2 separate regions of the Mus musculus genome follow, and region 1 is linked to region 2. A link is a loop called in an ENCODE intact Hi-C map of the cell type or tissue named here. Cell type or tissue: left cerebral cortex. All regions are shown on one strand. Region 1 overlaps Grid1 (glutamate receptor, ionotropic, delta 1). Region 2 overlaps Grid1 (glutamate receptor, ionotropic, delta 1).

The links. Hi-C counts contacts between places; a loop is a spot of excess contacts. Peaks named below come from ENCODE experiments on the same cell type or tissue, not always from the same donor. Only the 100,000 strongest peaks of a DNase experiment are listed, where the experiment ranks them.
Region 1: it touches region 2 in a loop (2.0-fold over the local background); 2 of 42 quality-filtered maps call a loop at or near these places.

What each region holds. Positions count from the first base shown.
Region 1 is chr14:35,075,056-35,083,055 of GRCm38, reverse strand. All of the region lies in intron 4 of Grid1 (glutamate receptor, ionotropic, delta 1), which reads right to left. Among named protein-coding and RNA genes, the nearest start is that of Gm41133, 55 kb to the left of the region's middle. In left cerebral cortex, a CTCF peak has its summit at 4,220 (motif pointing right); no DNase peak of the experiment used is centred here.
Region 2 is chr14:34,954,929-34,962,928 of GRCm38, reverse strand. All of the region lies in intron 3 of Grid1 (glutamate receptor, ionotropic, delta 1), which reads right to left. Among named protein-coding and RNA genes, the nearest start is that of Mir346, 64 kb to the right of the region's middle. In left cerebral cortex, no CTCF peak of the experiment used is centred here; DNase peaks (open chromatin) are centred at 2,510 and 3,361.

The DNA of each region.
Region 1 (8,000 bases), 120 kb before region 2:
CAGTTGTGCTAGTCTTCCCACACTCGAGCCTGCTGGATCAGGCAGAACTGGGGCTTGGGGACATGAATGCAGGCAGTCCAGGCATTGACAGAGGTGAATGTGAGGCCCAGGCATTGCCAACATCTGCTCCAGAAATGTTCAGTGAGGGAATAAGAAGAGAGGGTACCTTTGGTTTTTGTTTGGGGTTTTTTGTTTGTTTCTTTCGTTTGGTTTTGGTTCTGTGTTTGTTTGTTTGTTTGTTTGTTTGTTTGTTTGTTTTACCTGCTACTGTATAAAATACTTTGACAAGAGCAACTCAGGAGAGAATGAGTTTACTGTGTCTCACATGTCAGGTCTATCACTGTAATAAGTCATAGTGGCCACAGCTTGAGACAGATGTTACATTATATCTGTAATCAAGAAGCAGAGAGCAATAAATGCACGTATGCTAGTGTTCAACTCAATGTCTCGATAACTATAATCTGTAGGATCAGCTGCCTGGGAACTGGCACTACCATGAAGTATGCAAGTCTTCCCACATCAATTGGACAATCTCCCACAGACATGCAAGAGAATCGTCCTTGAGATGATGGTGTCTTTTGTCAAGCTAACTATAATACTGACCACGGAGGGAATGAAAGCATGAATTCCAGATAACCATTTCAGAGTTTTGCTTAAAGGAAAGGCCAAAAATGGGAGTCAAAACATGGGCTGAATCGAGAGCAAGCGAGTCAGAGAATTAGAACATGTCAATAAAGACTTATAGAAAGATATGAGGTGCTGAAGCATGTTCATCCCTACTGAAGTTTCCTCCTGCAGTATGAGACAGGGACTGGCTTCCAACATCCTTAGGAGACAGCACAAAGGCCTTCATGCAGAAAACTGGGGCAGAAGAGAGACTAGTGCCTACTAGTGATAGAAGCCAGTGAGTGTGACAACAGAGACAGGAATCTGCTGTCCTTCTTGTTCCAGTTCTCTCGTTACATTTTAAAAGCCAGGTATTTATGTCTATAGCAGCTTCATTCAAAGACACCAAAACTTGGAAGCTGGCCAAATGTCCTTCACTAGGTGAACAGAAAAACTGTGGTACATTCAGACAATGGAATATTATTCGGTACTAAGAAGAAATGGACAATCAAGCCATGAAATGGCACAGAGTGCTATGATATGCTTTTGCCAAGCAAAGAAAGTCAAGCTAACAAGGCCATAAACCATATGACTACTGATACATGGCAATCTAAAAAATGAAAAACCATGCAGACAATCTAAAACCGTAGCTGCCCAGGGTGTGGAGAAGTAGAGAGATGAACGGAAAACTGCAGAGCACTCTGGTGGAGGCTGTAATGGGAGACACATGCTGATAGAGATGTATCCATGCCCAGAGAATGGACACACAAGATAGAATCCTCATGTAAACTATACGCACGGTGACTAACAGCTCATCAGTACAGGCCACCAAGCTTATCTCAGTGATGTGAGATATTAATAACAGGAGAAACAAGAAAAGGGAGAGGGACACATGGACCTCTCCATACTTTCTACAAACACAAAACTGCTCTAAAAGCAAAGCCTACTTACTCGTAAAGCAAATTTAACAGAAGATCAGGAAACATTAAGTAGAGGTACATTATGGAGATCTCAGTAGAGGGAACACATGGCACCAAGTGCCCAGGAGAATATATCAGGCGGCACTGAGGGCAAATTACAATGATCGGGCAGGGAGTGGGGGATGAACCCAGAGGTCAACCAAGCTACACCCGGGCTCATTTTCCTCCAGCCATTTTCAAGTACCAGGTATAGCTGCAGGCATGGAGGAGTCAGGGGGTGGACTCAGCCAGGCTCAAGGCTCCCTAGACAAGCATGCTTCCTCACACCATCTCATCTGCATGGCCACGACAGCTTCTAACCAGTCCCCAGACTCTAAGCCATTGTTAGTGTTTCTCTGCCAAGGAAACTCATCCAGTGTGGCCTCTGGCCCATTCAGCACCTCCTCTGGTGTCATTGCCTACAGGATGGAATATTGCAACTGTGCATAATGCAAAGGGACCGACTTGCCACCCAGGCCCTACCTGGCTCACCAGTGACATCTTCCCACCTCTGTCTCCCTCCTGACTCCCTACCATACAGTACGTCCCCTAGCCAGGGCTCTATGCCCGAGTATATTATTACTTCTTTCTCTACTAAACCCAGTGCCAATGGTCCCCATCTGAAGGACAGATTATTGCATTAGTGAGGGGCACTGGGAAGACTTGCCTGCCTCTCTGCCCCTCTAGACCAAGAATGCAGCAAATAAGAGATGCCATGTTGGTGTCTTGACACCACGCCTAGCACCAAGCCAAATACATAGTAGGCACTCAGCAACATTCGTGAAGTAACTGAGCGAAAGGGCAAATATAAGTGGATTCAAATGTCACCTAGCCCAGCTGCCAGCTGAACTGGAAATTGGAAACGGGATTTTCTTCTTCCTTTGAACACTATATTTTCATGCAGTCATTTCTAAACTATCTCTTGCTGGGAGAAGCGCTCTCTGAGAGCAGCACAGGGGGGCTATCATGGAGAGTGAGAGATAGCAGAAAGAACTGTCCCTGAGTGTGTTTACACTGCCCCATTAGTGGCATAATGCATACTTCCGTGAGGACACGACCAGGTAGGGCACAGAGGGTTTTGCAGTGTTGGGCCACAGTAGACTATTTGCACAGTAATGAGGCATAGTCAGTGTTTTGCACAGGTCTGAGGCTCAGGAGACATTTGCACATTGCCGAAGCATAATGGTGGTTTGTACAATGCTGTGACACAGTAGGTGTTTGGCATAGTGCAGAGAACAGCAGGGGGTTTGTACAGTGCTACATTTCAGTAGCAATTTGCACAGTGCAGAGGCATCAGTACAGGGTTGAAGCAGAGTAAAAGTAAGTGGTTTGAACAGTGCTGAGACATAGTAGGTGTGTTGCATAGTGCTGAACACAGTAGTTGGTTTGTTCAGTGCTGAGTCTTAGTAGCAGTTTGCACAGTGCTGAGGCACAGTAGGCCCTCAAGTTCTGCCTATTTACTCTTTTCTTCATGAGTAAGGGCCTTCCTATCAAGAATGTGTTCCTTAAATCTTCCTTCTAAAGCAGACATTGCCCCAGATGATGAGGACAGCTACAACTTATATTGCTTTTTCAAGTGATAGTAAAAGGCCATCCTCCATCCATATCCAGTCTCCTGGCTATTCTGAGAAATGAAGGAGCTGTCACTAAATCACAGGGAATATAAGTTATGTCATTATCTTCGCCCCTGGGAAGAAGATGATAAATCTGCCACCATTAGCTTCAGGAAGCCAGTCACCTTGGGCAGCACCGCCAGTGACCTCCTGTGACAAGCACCTGGTGTACAGCTGTCCACCTGAGTCGGCTCCAGCACAGACAACTTCCTGACTGAGCCTCCATTGGTGTGCTTTTGCATTTACCACACTAAACCAGAAGTGCAGTTCCCAAGGATGCTCGCCAGAGTGCCAGGCAGTGGCCAGGCTGCTCATCCCTGAATTTGGAGTCCTGATGTTTGAGTCTTTACCCCACCCACATGCCCTGGGTACCTCCTGAAGTCAGGCCCTGGAGTGGCCAAGAAGAGAATTGCTAAATATTTACAATGTGCTCCACTGGGCATTCAGAACCAGGAAGGAGATGTGTGCACATATCATACAATCAAGTACAGGAGGTTGAGAGAGCACAAGGACAGGCACCTGGGCAGCCACAGCTGCACACATTATATAAGCAGGAGAATAGGGCTCCAAGATCTCTACTGATCACATGTTAGGGGATGAGTCAAGGTTAATCCTGATATTTTCTGACTCTCCCTGATTCCATCATGGCCTCCATGCAGGGCAATGTGCAACATCCTGACTCTTCCTTGCCTACTTCTTCCCCATCTCTGTGCACCAAGTCCCATGGAACGTCCTTTGAACTCTCAGACTTGCCAATGTCTTCGAAGTTCGGGGCTTTGCACTTTTTATTCCCTCCACCAAGAGTGCATGCCCCTGATATTTACAGAGCTGGTTTGTGCTCATACTTGAGACCTCAGCTCAGCCATCCCCAGCTTCAAAACATTCTCTTGTCATTCTCCATTGCACCCTATGCTCATTGTCTGCACAGAATCATATCTATGCACAGCTACATTGCTATTTTTCAGATATCTGGTGTTTTTTAAGATTGATTGATTGATTGATTGATTGATTGATTATGTATACAGTGTTCTGCCTGCATGTGTGCCTGCAGGCCAGAAGAGGGCACCAGATCTCATTATAGATGGTTGTGAGCCACCATGTGATTACTGGGAATTTAACTCAGGACCTCTGGAACAGCAGCCTGTGCTCTTAACTACTGAGCCATTGCTCTAGCCCTCATATATTTGTTTTGAGTCTCTCCTTCTACAAGCATATAGTTCCACTAAGACCTAATCTTGTCTTGCATTTTTGGTTTAACTCTAAATTCAATACTAGCCACATAAACAGCAAAGTATGGAAGAGAGAATCCTTATGCACTGTTAGTAGGTGTGTAGATTGATATGGCCAATATGGAAATCAACATATAGGCTCCTCGAAAAGCTATAAATAGAACTGCCACATGACCCATCTCTACCACTCTTGAACATAAACCCTTAGAAGACTCTATATCCTACTACAGATATATTCACATGTCATTATTTATTACTGCATTATTCACAATAGTCAGAAAATGGGACTGATGAACAGATAAAGAAAATATGGTATTCATACATAATAGGATGCTATTCAGCTGGGAAAAAATAAAGTTATAAAATTGTCCAGAAGATGAGCAGAACTGGAAAGTACCAGAGTAGGGTAACCTGGGCTCAGAAGAAAAGCTATGTTTTTCTCACCCATGTGCCAGATCTAAGCTATGAATTATTGCAATAGTATGATGAACTTGGAGTACGTGTGAAGACCAGATGATAGACAGGGTTCCTTAAAAGGAAGGAGTGGGAGGAAGGAAGACCTTAAGGAGTAACAGTATCATATAAGTGATGTTATGGTGGAGGCGAGAGTAGTGGGTGCAAAGGGTTACGGGGAATCACATGGGAGAACAGGACATGGGGTAGGAGAGAACTATATGAAAAAGCCATATGGAAGCCTAATGTTGATAAGCGTAGAAAAAGAAGGTTGAATGGAGGTACCCTGCATGCTGAGACAATGTTCCTCCAAGAAGTCGTAAGTATTAAACGAATACTCCTATGCCAGCTGTAGGCTATCTCCCTAAACACTGTTGGTCAGAGAGTTTGAGAGTCCCCCAAGACAATATAGGTTACTATTGTTAGTTCCCCACCACAAATTAATAGTAAGTAATACTCTATTGCTGAAGACACCACAAATGTTAGCCACAGGACATGGGGAAAAATCTCATTGTGGAATGGAAGGAAAGGAAAGGTTCCTCCTGTCTGACTAGCTTTCACAGTGCAAGCAGGTGCTAGGAAGACTGCGAGGAGAGAAAGATCATCAGCTGCCTTGTCCAGATATGAACCCTGTGAGTTACAATGACAACTGATGTAGCAAGGTCTGCAGGCACATTGGTGGGATAATGGCGTTAAGGTTATGGGGGTGACCAACAGTTGTGTGACTGTATCCGAGGACCATTCCACATTCGTGTTGCTATAAGCCTGGTCAAGTGTTCGTGGCTGGGGAGATCATAGACCCTAGCATGGAACTGACAACTATTACTGTTTTGCTGAATGAAGATGTTCTCAAACTGCCTAGTAAATACTGCGGTATTTACACATTAATGCATCAGTAATACTCTCTTCAGTAGAGAACCTTCTTATTCAAACATGTTAATGCAGAGACTCGTAACTTATCAAAGTGCTAAGAACAGGGGATAATGGAGTGCTCAGCCTTAAATAAGTCACCTATACCACGCCCTGCAAAGCCTGGGGAATGTCACAGACGAGGAGGCAGGAAGCATGGACAAGCCACAAGAGGTGTGTTGAAAAGGACATCTTCTGAGCGTGGCATAGCCATTGTGCACGTGAGCTCAGTGAAGATACATGCACAAGACCTGTGCAAGACTGGACCTTTCAACATTTTATCATGGAACAGGAAGAGTCTATGAAGCCTCGCCATTCCCTAAGGCATCATTGCTTTGGTGGCCTGGGGAAGGGCTATCACTTTCCTCGGCGCTGTAACCACTGCCGAATGGCATACGCTTCAGTAGATACCTTCTGACCACACACATCAAGCAATCCTAAGTAAACTCAGTGAGTCACATAACAAAAAAGACATGCAAGTAGGAAAATCTGGAAAGATGAAGAGTCTCAACAGAAGGAGTGGGTGTGGAAGAAGGTAATGGAGGGTAAAAATAACTAAGATTCATTATATGCATGAATGAAACTGTCGAAGAGTAAAGAATGATTTCAATGCATTTGTAGATAGGTAAACAAGTGAAGGCCATCTGCCAAGCTCTCTTGCATCCCCTGGATCCCTGAAGGAAGGAGCAAAGGGATCTGACCTGGAAGTACTCTCTCTACCTTTATTGATAAATGCAGTGAGACAGTAAGTCAGATAAAATCTCAGCATAGGGTAGAAGACAAAGTCCCACCCCTGTTGAGGAACTAGTAGCATTTCATAGCTACAGAAGGGGAAGGGCTTCTCTTTAAGAGGAGGCCTCACACCCAAGAGTATGCAGGCAATACAAATTGGACTTGATGCAGGGAAGTTGGGAGCCAGAGCCAGAACCGGAGCCAGGGGGGAGAGAGAGAGAGAGAGAGGGGGGGGGAGAGAAAGAGAGAGAGAGAGAGAGAGAGAGATAGAGAGAGAGAGAGAGAGGATGATGCTGGGTAGGTAAGAATGAAGGAGTAGAGGTCAAAAAATAATAAAAACACTATGTTTTAAAAATGAAAGTGAAACAGGGAAACAGTCTCAAGAGTCCACAATCAAGCAGAGACCCTTGCTTAACAATCATGGCTGTCTGAGGGTTCTGCGGAGTCCACAGGTAGTCACAAAACCAGGTTGTACAGGTGCTTGCATGTTTGTGTAGGGGTGCATTTGTGCAAGTGTGTGTGTGTGTGTGTGTGTGTGTGTGTGTGTGTGTACCTATACCAAGTGCTTGGATAGAGTGTGTGTGTGTGTGTGTGTACCTATACCAAGTGCTTGGATAGAGTGTGTGTGTGTGTGTGTGTACCTATACCAAGTGCCTGGATACAGCTATATTCTATTAGTCCAGGAACTTGGGGAAGATAAGGGACTTGGTCTTTTCCCATACCTTGTGATGGTCAGGTCATACCCTGAAATGGAATGCCAGAAATATTTTGCTGAAATGTGAAGTCTAAAAGTATGCACATTGTAAACTATTACTACTTTAACTTCCTTGGCTTTTCTGTACGTGTAGACCAGGGGAATGAGCACACCTGAGTCTCTGAAGATGAAAATAGTTGCAGTTTGAGAATAGAAAATAAATTTAAGTGCATGGGGGACAGCAATACAAGATTTTTCTTCCTCCATGGTTATACATGCCTTCAGTCCATACTGCCTGTAGCCTGCCTACTGTGTCCAGCTTTCTATTAGGAGATGAATCCTGTTTCTGTATACATGTCCACCAGTGATCTCTAAGATTTTTATATCTGTGTAATAATGGCTATGTACAGCTGAGTATTTGGAGGGCTCAGTGAGTGGTGTCTGTGTGTGTGTGTGTCTGTGTGTGTGTGTGTGTGTGTGTGTGTGTGTGTGTGTGTCTGTGTGTGTGTGTGTGTGTGTGTGTGTGTGTGTGTGTGTGTCTGTGTGTGTCTGTGTGTGTCTGTGATTGTGTGTGTGTGTTTCTTGCCTCTATCCCCAAAGTATAAAATCCTGTGGGACACAAGCAAAGTCAGCTCTTTCTGTCTTCTTTACTGGCCACTTTCCTAGGTATCTCAAATAGACAAATAACTTCTACACTTATGCTAGGAAAGCTCAGGGCTCACTTTCAGGGATTCTTATCCAGTGGACCTTCATAAGCACAGAACAAGCAGCCCACCTGAGACAGGACAGGGAGACAGCTTCCCCT
Region 2 (8,000 bases):
GGGGCTCGGCCCTGTGCAAGAGTGCGGGGGAAGCTGAGGCAGGGCTCCATGATATAGCCTGGCTTGTAGCAGGGTTCTTGGGTACCGTAATAAGAACTGAAGCTCAAGGAAGCTCCAAGTAGACCCCAGGCCCCAGCCCTATCCTACAGGTCTGCAGGCACATGATGGCCCCCTACCTCCTGGCCTCACAAGAGCCTAGCTAATGGGGAAGCATACAAAGAATTTCATCTTGAGCTGCCCTTGATCCCTCCAGTTATCTATGCCAGCTTAGAAGGAAGGAGGCAAATTTATTGATCTTTCTTGGTGAGTCTTAGCAAGATTCATAGGTCGCCACAGAGTACATTCATCTCTGCCTCTGAATTTAATTACCACAGGCACCAGAAATGTGTGGGTGCACACTGGTGCATATGTATATTTGTGTATGAGTGTGGACATGCACATAATTACATATGTTCCTACATATGTGAAAACATATGTGTGTACATGTGTGTATGTATGTATGTATGTATGTATGTATGTATGTGTATAAACATATTTGGTGATTATGGCCCAGTGACCTGGTGTTAGACACATAAAGGACTATAGACCTAGAGGAAAGACAACCTGTTTGGTAGGAAACAGGAGATACAAAAGGCTTCTAAACAAGGAGTCTTAATGACAAGATGGCTATCAGACAGTAAGGTACTTGATGAGGGCAAAGCAGGGGCTGGCAGGCAAGTCCTTGAGAATGGAAGTCTCAGCTAGTGTGCCCTACATCTAACCCCTGTGAAATGCTGATTCCTGCTCCAAGAAAGAAAAAAAGAAAGACTCCCACCCCAGACTCAGTAGCCTTTCACTCACAACCATGAGTGAGAAGCTGAGCTAACCCCTGAAGAGGGAAGAAGCCATGCACTTCTCTATCACTCTAAGTCTGCTGTGGAGGGCTGTAGCTGGGGATTTTTCATGCTGCCAGCATCCTTGAAATGGCACCTCTATGAGATCGCAGCTCTTGCCACATGGTCCTGACTCTAGGACCAGTTCTTCCACTCATCCCTCCAACACTGAAGTCTTGGCAACCACCCAGAGTTAGCTTGAGTGCTTCCACCCCATCTGGGATGATATCTGTCAGGCTTCCCCATATTAAATCTTCCCCTCTGGGTGATGGAATAGAAGTTGTTCCCCTTGCCTTGGAGCACAGGAGTGATGAGAAAAGAGGTTGGGAAGGGTAAGTAACACATGGGATATACAAAAAGACAAGAACTTCTGAAGAAGAGCCATTGGAAGGGCAATGAGTTTAAGGGAGATGACCTGGGAAGTTTTGAGGAATGTGTGGATGCTATCTATATAAGAAGTATAGCATGTAAATCCACAGTGCACACACATGTACACCAACATGGGACACCTCCACATCAGGTGGCTATCCATGAGGATCTAGAGACACAGTCTCAACTGGCTAAGAAAACACATTAGACAGTAGGCTGGAGCACCCAACGTGTCTATGGACGGATGGATGGATGGATGGACAGATGGGTGTGGCCCACCATATAATGGAATGTATTCAGTCTTTAAAAGGAGAGGCCGACACATGTTACAACAAGGCTGAGGCTTCAAAATTATGCTAAGTGAAAGAAGCCCATGACAAAAGTTGGTGAAAAGGGTGTGGAGAGGTCACTCCTGTGTGTCCTATCCTGAGGGACCACATCACGGGCATGAGGGTCCAAAGGAGAGGGAGACTCTGCATCCTTCTGGACCTCTTCCCATCCTTGTCATGAGACCTTCATGTACCAGTGAGGGATATGCACCATGTAGGGCCCAGGCAGGCAGAGAAACCCACTTCAGTCACTCAGAAGAGAGAATATAACACAGACACGGGTGTCAGCACAGGAGCCTAAAATGGTCAAATGCATAGAAATGAGGAGAGTGGTAGTCACCAGGGCCTGCACTGAGTATCAGCTGGAGAAAATGAGACAGTTCTAGAGATGGGTGTTAGTGATGTTATCCAACAACCTGTGTGTGCTCATTGCCACGGTTCTGTGTACCTAAAGACAGCTGGCATGCACATTTGTGTGACCTGCTCATTTTTCAATAACAAAAAGGTTGACTTTCCAAGAGCATACTGAACTTGATCTAGATGATAAGAATCTATGGTGACACTGGCAATGTCAGAGAACCATGTGACCCTCCTAACAAAATCCCACAAGTTTCCACAGTAAGAATGAGCCTCCTAAATCCTAAGCCCCAGCCTGTTGGCTCCCCACTGTGACTGCCCCTTTGTAAATTATCATATCATAGAACTCTTAAGAGTTACAAAAATGTGGGGTGACAAGAAGCAGAGACTATAAGGAGAGGGAGGGCATGACAGTCAGAAAATGCCACCCCAGCAACTCCAACCTCTCCTGTCTCAGATACTCTGAGATGCTTGCCTGCCCATCCCCTGCCTCCCTCTGCATGCCAGGGCACAGTGCCCAGAACACACCCACCTGTAGCTCATGTTAGGGGGTGGGGGCAGTCAGGAGAATGAGAATACGGGTTTGCAGTTTAAATCCTCACTGGCAGCTGGAGCCGAGAGGCAGGCGCTGCTGGCAGAGGCCTACCTTGCTGAGTGGCTGCGAGACTGAGCTGCAGATCGGGCTGGGTTTGGCACAGAGCAACTACACAGTGAATGTTTTAGTCTTCTTCTGCAGGACACATCACCTGTTTACGAACCATCAGTGAAGCTGAACCAAGTGCCTCTGGGAAGCATGGGGAGGCACAGCTCATGCCTTCTTCAGTCACCCAAAGGCATTTCCCTGTGCAGGACCCAGAGCTAAGCACCTTTCCTGCCACAGCCAATAGATGCAGCCTGTTTCAGCTCAAACCAGCTCTGGCTATCCTTGAGAGTGCCTTGATTCTATTCCCCAAATTAATGTGTGTGTCCAGATCCTGAGCCTGGGCTGTGCAGCTCAGTCTAGAGCTGTGTGCTTATGTCAGCCTTTCCTCAGCCCTGGGCCACAATGTCTGAGACCCCAGTACCTCTCCTCTGGAACCTCATGTCAGGGTGCCTCCCCATACTAAAGAGATGAGGTCCCTCAGGATAGGACACACAGGGATTATCTCTCCTCACCACCTGCTTCCTACACACAATGCTACAAGTGACTCTATCCGAAACCTGCTCCTCCCCCAAGCTACTGTAGACCACAGAGGACCCCAGATTCATCTCCTCTGGTTCTCTAACTCTGCATGCTGGGTTTGCTGTCCTGCCTGATGACAGTTCTCTTCAACAGCATGGCACCCCAAAAGTCAGCACCCTCTGTGTCCCCGAGAAAAACAAGAACCAGAACAGGTCCCGCGCTCCTCCTGCCGCCTTATTTAGGGAACTGGCATCTCACCACCTTCGTCTAGTCTTAGAATTTGAAAAGCATTCCTGTGATCCAGCATCTCGGCTTTCTAGCAACTAATCCCCAGAGACATATGCTCACAGAGATGTCTATGCAGGGTGTACCACGGTATTGTGCGACAGCAAGGCACAATAGGATGCTGAACTGACAAAGTAGACAAACAAAGATCACAGCTGTCCACCTGGTGGAAGGCTGCAGAGCAAGCATGGAGCAGGGAAGAGAAACAAGCCAGGGACGAGGAGCCAGAGCCCAGAAGTCCAGGTAAGAAATGTCTCAAAGGTGGGATGGAGACATCATGGCTCAGGAGTTAAGTGCACTTGTGGCTCTTTCAGAGGACTGGTGTGTAGTTCCCAGCCCTCCAGGGGAATTAGCACCCTCCTCTGACCTCTGGAGCCTGCACACACACACAAACAGAGAGAGAGAGAAAGAGACAGAGACAGAGACAGACACACACACGCACATATACAAATACATCGGGGTTTTTTTACAATATAGGTGACACTGTCCTGCCGGTTTGTCTGCTGTGCCAGGCCTAGGATGGGGACACCCGTGTATCCATGCTGCATGCCCAGCAAGTGGCTTTATTCCTCTAGAGAGCACTACAGGAAGGCAAGGAGCTACTTTTCACATGCAAGTTTTTTCAGCAATAATATCATTTTGTGCATAACTTACAAAATAATAAATTATTCCAAAGCCCAAAATAAAAACAAGTAATAATCTCTCTTTGCTTTCCCATCACCCTAGAAACACAAGGTAACCCTGACACCCCACATTATCCTCCACTCCTGATCAGCACTCCTCACTTCGTCAGGCTCCCTCATACTTACAGAACTGTCCTGAGCACTAACGCAGCTTTGTGATACATTTCACAGCCTCTGTCGTAGATGGTGTCTAGATCACACTGGGATATACTGATCCCAAGCTCTGCTTCCCTTCAGGTCTCCAAGCAGTGGCCATCCATAGGCCCATGGCCAATAGAACTGGTGTGCACAGGTGGGATGCTGAACTTAATGAACAACTATATATCAAACATGCTGGCCTGACCAGGAACAGATCCTAGGACCTTTGGACCAGGCCAAAAAAAAAAAAAAAAAAAAAAAACCCTTCCACAGAGGCAGAGCCTGATGCTCTACCATCCCCACCTAAAACGAAGAGTTCTAATCTGTCCTAGCAAGGCTGTGAGATGTTTGCCTGAGAAAATGCAAATCCAACTCCCCTCTTCACTGGCTTCAGAGGCAAGCTGGGGCCACCATCCACTCTGTCTCACTACTGACATCTTTACCGCTGTTTGTCCATGCTTTCCTAGACAAATGACCACGGGCATGCCCATCGCCCTCCCAGCCAGCACAGCCTTTTCGGCTGCAGCCACCATCTTGTTTTCCTAAGTCTGCTGCTTCTTAACCTCACCGTCTTTCAGCACTTTCGGAAGCATCTATAGATCCTCTCTGGGTGTGTGCATTAAGTAGAGACATGAATAAGCAAGGAGAAACTATATCCATAAGAGTTTAAGTCAAAAGTCATGTGTCCAGGTTCCTGTGGCACTGCCAGCCCTTAGACAATGAAGGCTGGTTTCAGAGTCGCAGCCCTCTTACACGGATTACTGGCCACCAAGCCAGATTCATCACAGGGTAACTCCCAGCAAGGAAGAGGGTTCAGAGATGCTGGCAGAGGAGACACAATACTGCCCATGTAGTAATGGCCTGACCTCTGGTACTCAGTGGCCCCATTACCCCTGCCAACGCCTCCTCACTGGTACTTAGATTAGAAGCTGCCACCAAAATAAAATGTTCTAGCTTCATACTGCAACAAAACCCCCAGATCTACCTGTATTTCTCCCTGCCCAAAACTGGGTTACAGATGTCATGTGTACCACTGTGTTGGTTTTACATGGATTGCTAGGAATAAAACTCAAGTCCTCATGTTTAAGCAGCAAGAACTTTGCCCGCGGAGATACCTCCCCAGCCCCTCGCCCTGGCATTGTATACACAGCTGCCTCCTACCTGAGCAGACCCTGCTCCCCACTACAGTTCAGAATGCACTGCCTTCAGGGCAGAGGTGGGACACCAGACTCCAGGCCTCCCAGAACCGTCTGCTCAGTGTCTGTGTGCCTACCTAAACCTCAGGCCGAGTGCTCAGGGCAGCCCAGGAGGAGCAAGAAAATGAGGAACAGTCTGTGACCTCAGGGATCTGTGCCATTCTCAAATCCATCATTTCATTTTAGCCTCACAGGAACCCTCTGAAGTGGGCGTTTTTATTATCCTCCCTATCAAAATGAGAAAATGAAAAATCAGACAGAGTCATCAGCCTGCCCAGGAAAAGTCAAGTCAGGGTGGAACGGAGTCCTTTGAGAGTAGCCGAACTGATCATCCAAATCTCAGCAGCACCAAGGCCATCACGCTGTGTTAGCAACAGTTTCGCCACTCATTGAAACCAGGGAACCGGCGGAGGAAGGAGCCTTCTCAGAGGTTGGGGGGCGCTTAGGATTCTTCTCTGCAGGAGATGGGAAGAGAAGGGTGCTTCCCTCGGACATCCCCAGATATGGTTAAAAGGGAGGTGCTACAGTTATAACTGGAAATCTCAAGGAAAGAAGCAAATGCTTGGGCGGAGCAGAGCTCAGTGGTTTATCCATGATTTATCCCTCATACGCAAAGCTCTGTGTTCGATCCCAGCATCACAAAAGAGGATGCTCCTTGGGAAACTAAATGCCCAGTGTGCCAGGTAAAAATACCAACTACCTCCTTTACCTACCGGATATCAAATGAGCACCTACTAAGTGCCAACAGCTGTTCTAAATGGTACAAAAGCAGCACTGTTCAATACTGAAAAGTTAAAATCCTACCTGGTGAAGATTGGTAGCAAGAATGATTTCCTCTACTCTAAGAGGATAACCAGAGTTGCAAACATTTAATTGTAAGTTTCAAAAGAGCTAATAGAGCTCTGAGGTTCCTGTCTTAGTCAGGGTTTCTATTCCTGCACAAACATCATGACCAAGAAGCAAATTGGGGAGGAAAGGGTTTATTCAGCTTACACTTCCATACTGCTGTTCATCACCAAAGGAAGTCAGAACTGGAACTCAAGCAGGTCAGAAAGCAGGAGCTGATGCAGAAGCCATGGAGGGATGTTCTTTACTGGCTTGCTTCCCCTGGCTTGCTCAGCCTGCTTTCTTATAGAACCAAGACTACCAGCCCAGAGATGGTCCCACCCACAAGGGGCCTTTCCCCCTTGATCACTAATTGAGAAAATGCCTTACAGTTGGATCTCATGGAGGCATTTCCTCAACTGAAGCTCCTTTCTCTGTGATAACTCCAGCTGTGTCAAGTTGACACAAAACTACCCAGTACAGTTCCCAACACAAATAAATGATATCATCTTTTTTTGGGTAATATCCCAGGTAACAAATATTGCAGTTACTCTAATTTGATCATCAAAACATCATGTACATGTGTGTAAATGTCACATGTGCCCTCACAAATAAGTGCAATTGCATGTCAACTTAAAATAAAATTATTTTAAACTAAACTCTTTGTCTGGAAGTTTCATTTTAGTTGGATAAAGACAGATGTTGAGAACAAAGTAAATATACACAAATTCAATGGGAAAAAATGTGAGGGGAAAAAAGGTCAAGTGGAAATACAGCCCTGAAGATGAGGAAGTAGCTTATGAATGTGGGTAGGGACTGCCCCGCCATCAGCTGGCATCCTTTGCAAGAAGTTAAGGAAAGTCTCAAATCATAGGTTGTTGCCCCATGACTGGGCTAAAAGCTGAGTATCCTAGAACATGGCTTCATTTTTGTTGGTGGTGATGGTTTGATTTGGTTTGGTTTGGTTTGGTTTGGTTTGGTTTGGTTTATTGAGACAGGGATCCTTTGTGTAACCTTAGCTGTCCTAGAAGTAGCTGTGTAGACCAGACTAGCCTCAAACTCAAAACTTTGCCTGCCTCTGCCTGGCTTAAAGTGCTAGGATTAAGGCATGACCCACCACTACCCGGATTGTTTTCTATTTTTTCCTTGAAACATGAGCATATATAGTCCAGGCATCCTCAAGCACGCCATGTAGCTGAAACTGTCTTTGAATTCCTGAGCCGCCTCCTCCATCTCGCCAGGGCTTGGGTTACAGGTGCAATCAACATACCCAAGGTACCCAGCTTCTTGCTCTATGGCTTGTTATCCTGAATCAGGTCACAAGAAAACCTGGCAACAGTATAAAGTTTCTGAATGCATATCATCCAAAAATTAATTCAAAATCCAAGATGCAAAGCATCAAAGGGGTTCCAGTAGCGCTCTCCCATGGTGGTAAGACAGTGTTACTAATGCCTTGGTTCTGAACACACAACGCACACGCTTTGCATGCCGACATCATGTCCACGTCATGTCAAAGACCACCACCTAAACACCTCATCCCAGGTTCAAGACGATTGCAGCTCTTAAACTGCAGTATTCTGACTGTACAGATGAAGTTTTCTGCTCCTGCAGAGAGGTAATGGTTTAATTATGGAAAACTCAAACTTTCAACATTCTTCTGCCATCTTTTCTTGGCATTCAAGAACAAAACTAGTATAACTCTGAATACCATGGTGTTGGGGTGTTTGGTTTCTAAATTGACATTGAAGTTTCCGACTTGAGTTTCATTTTCAAAAATGTTAAAT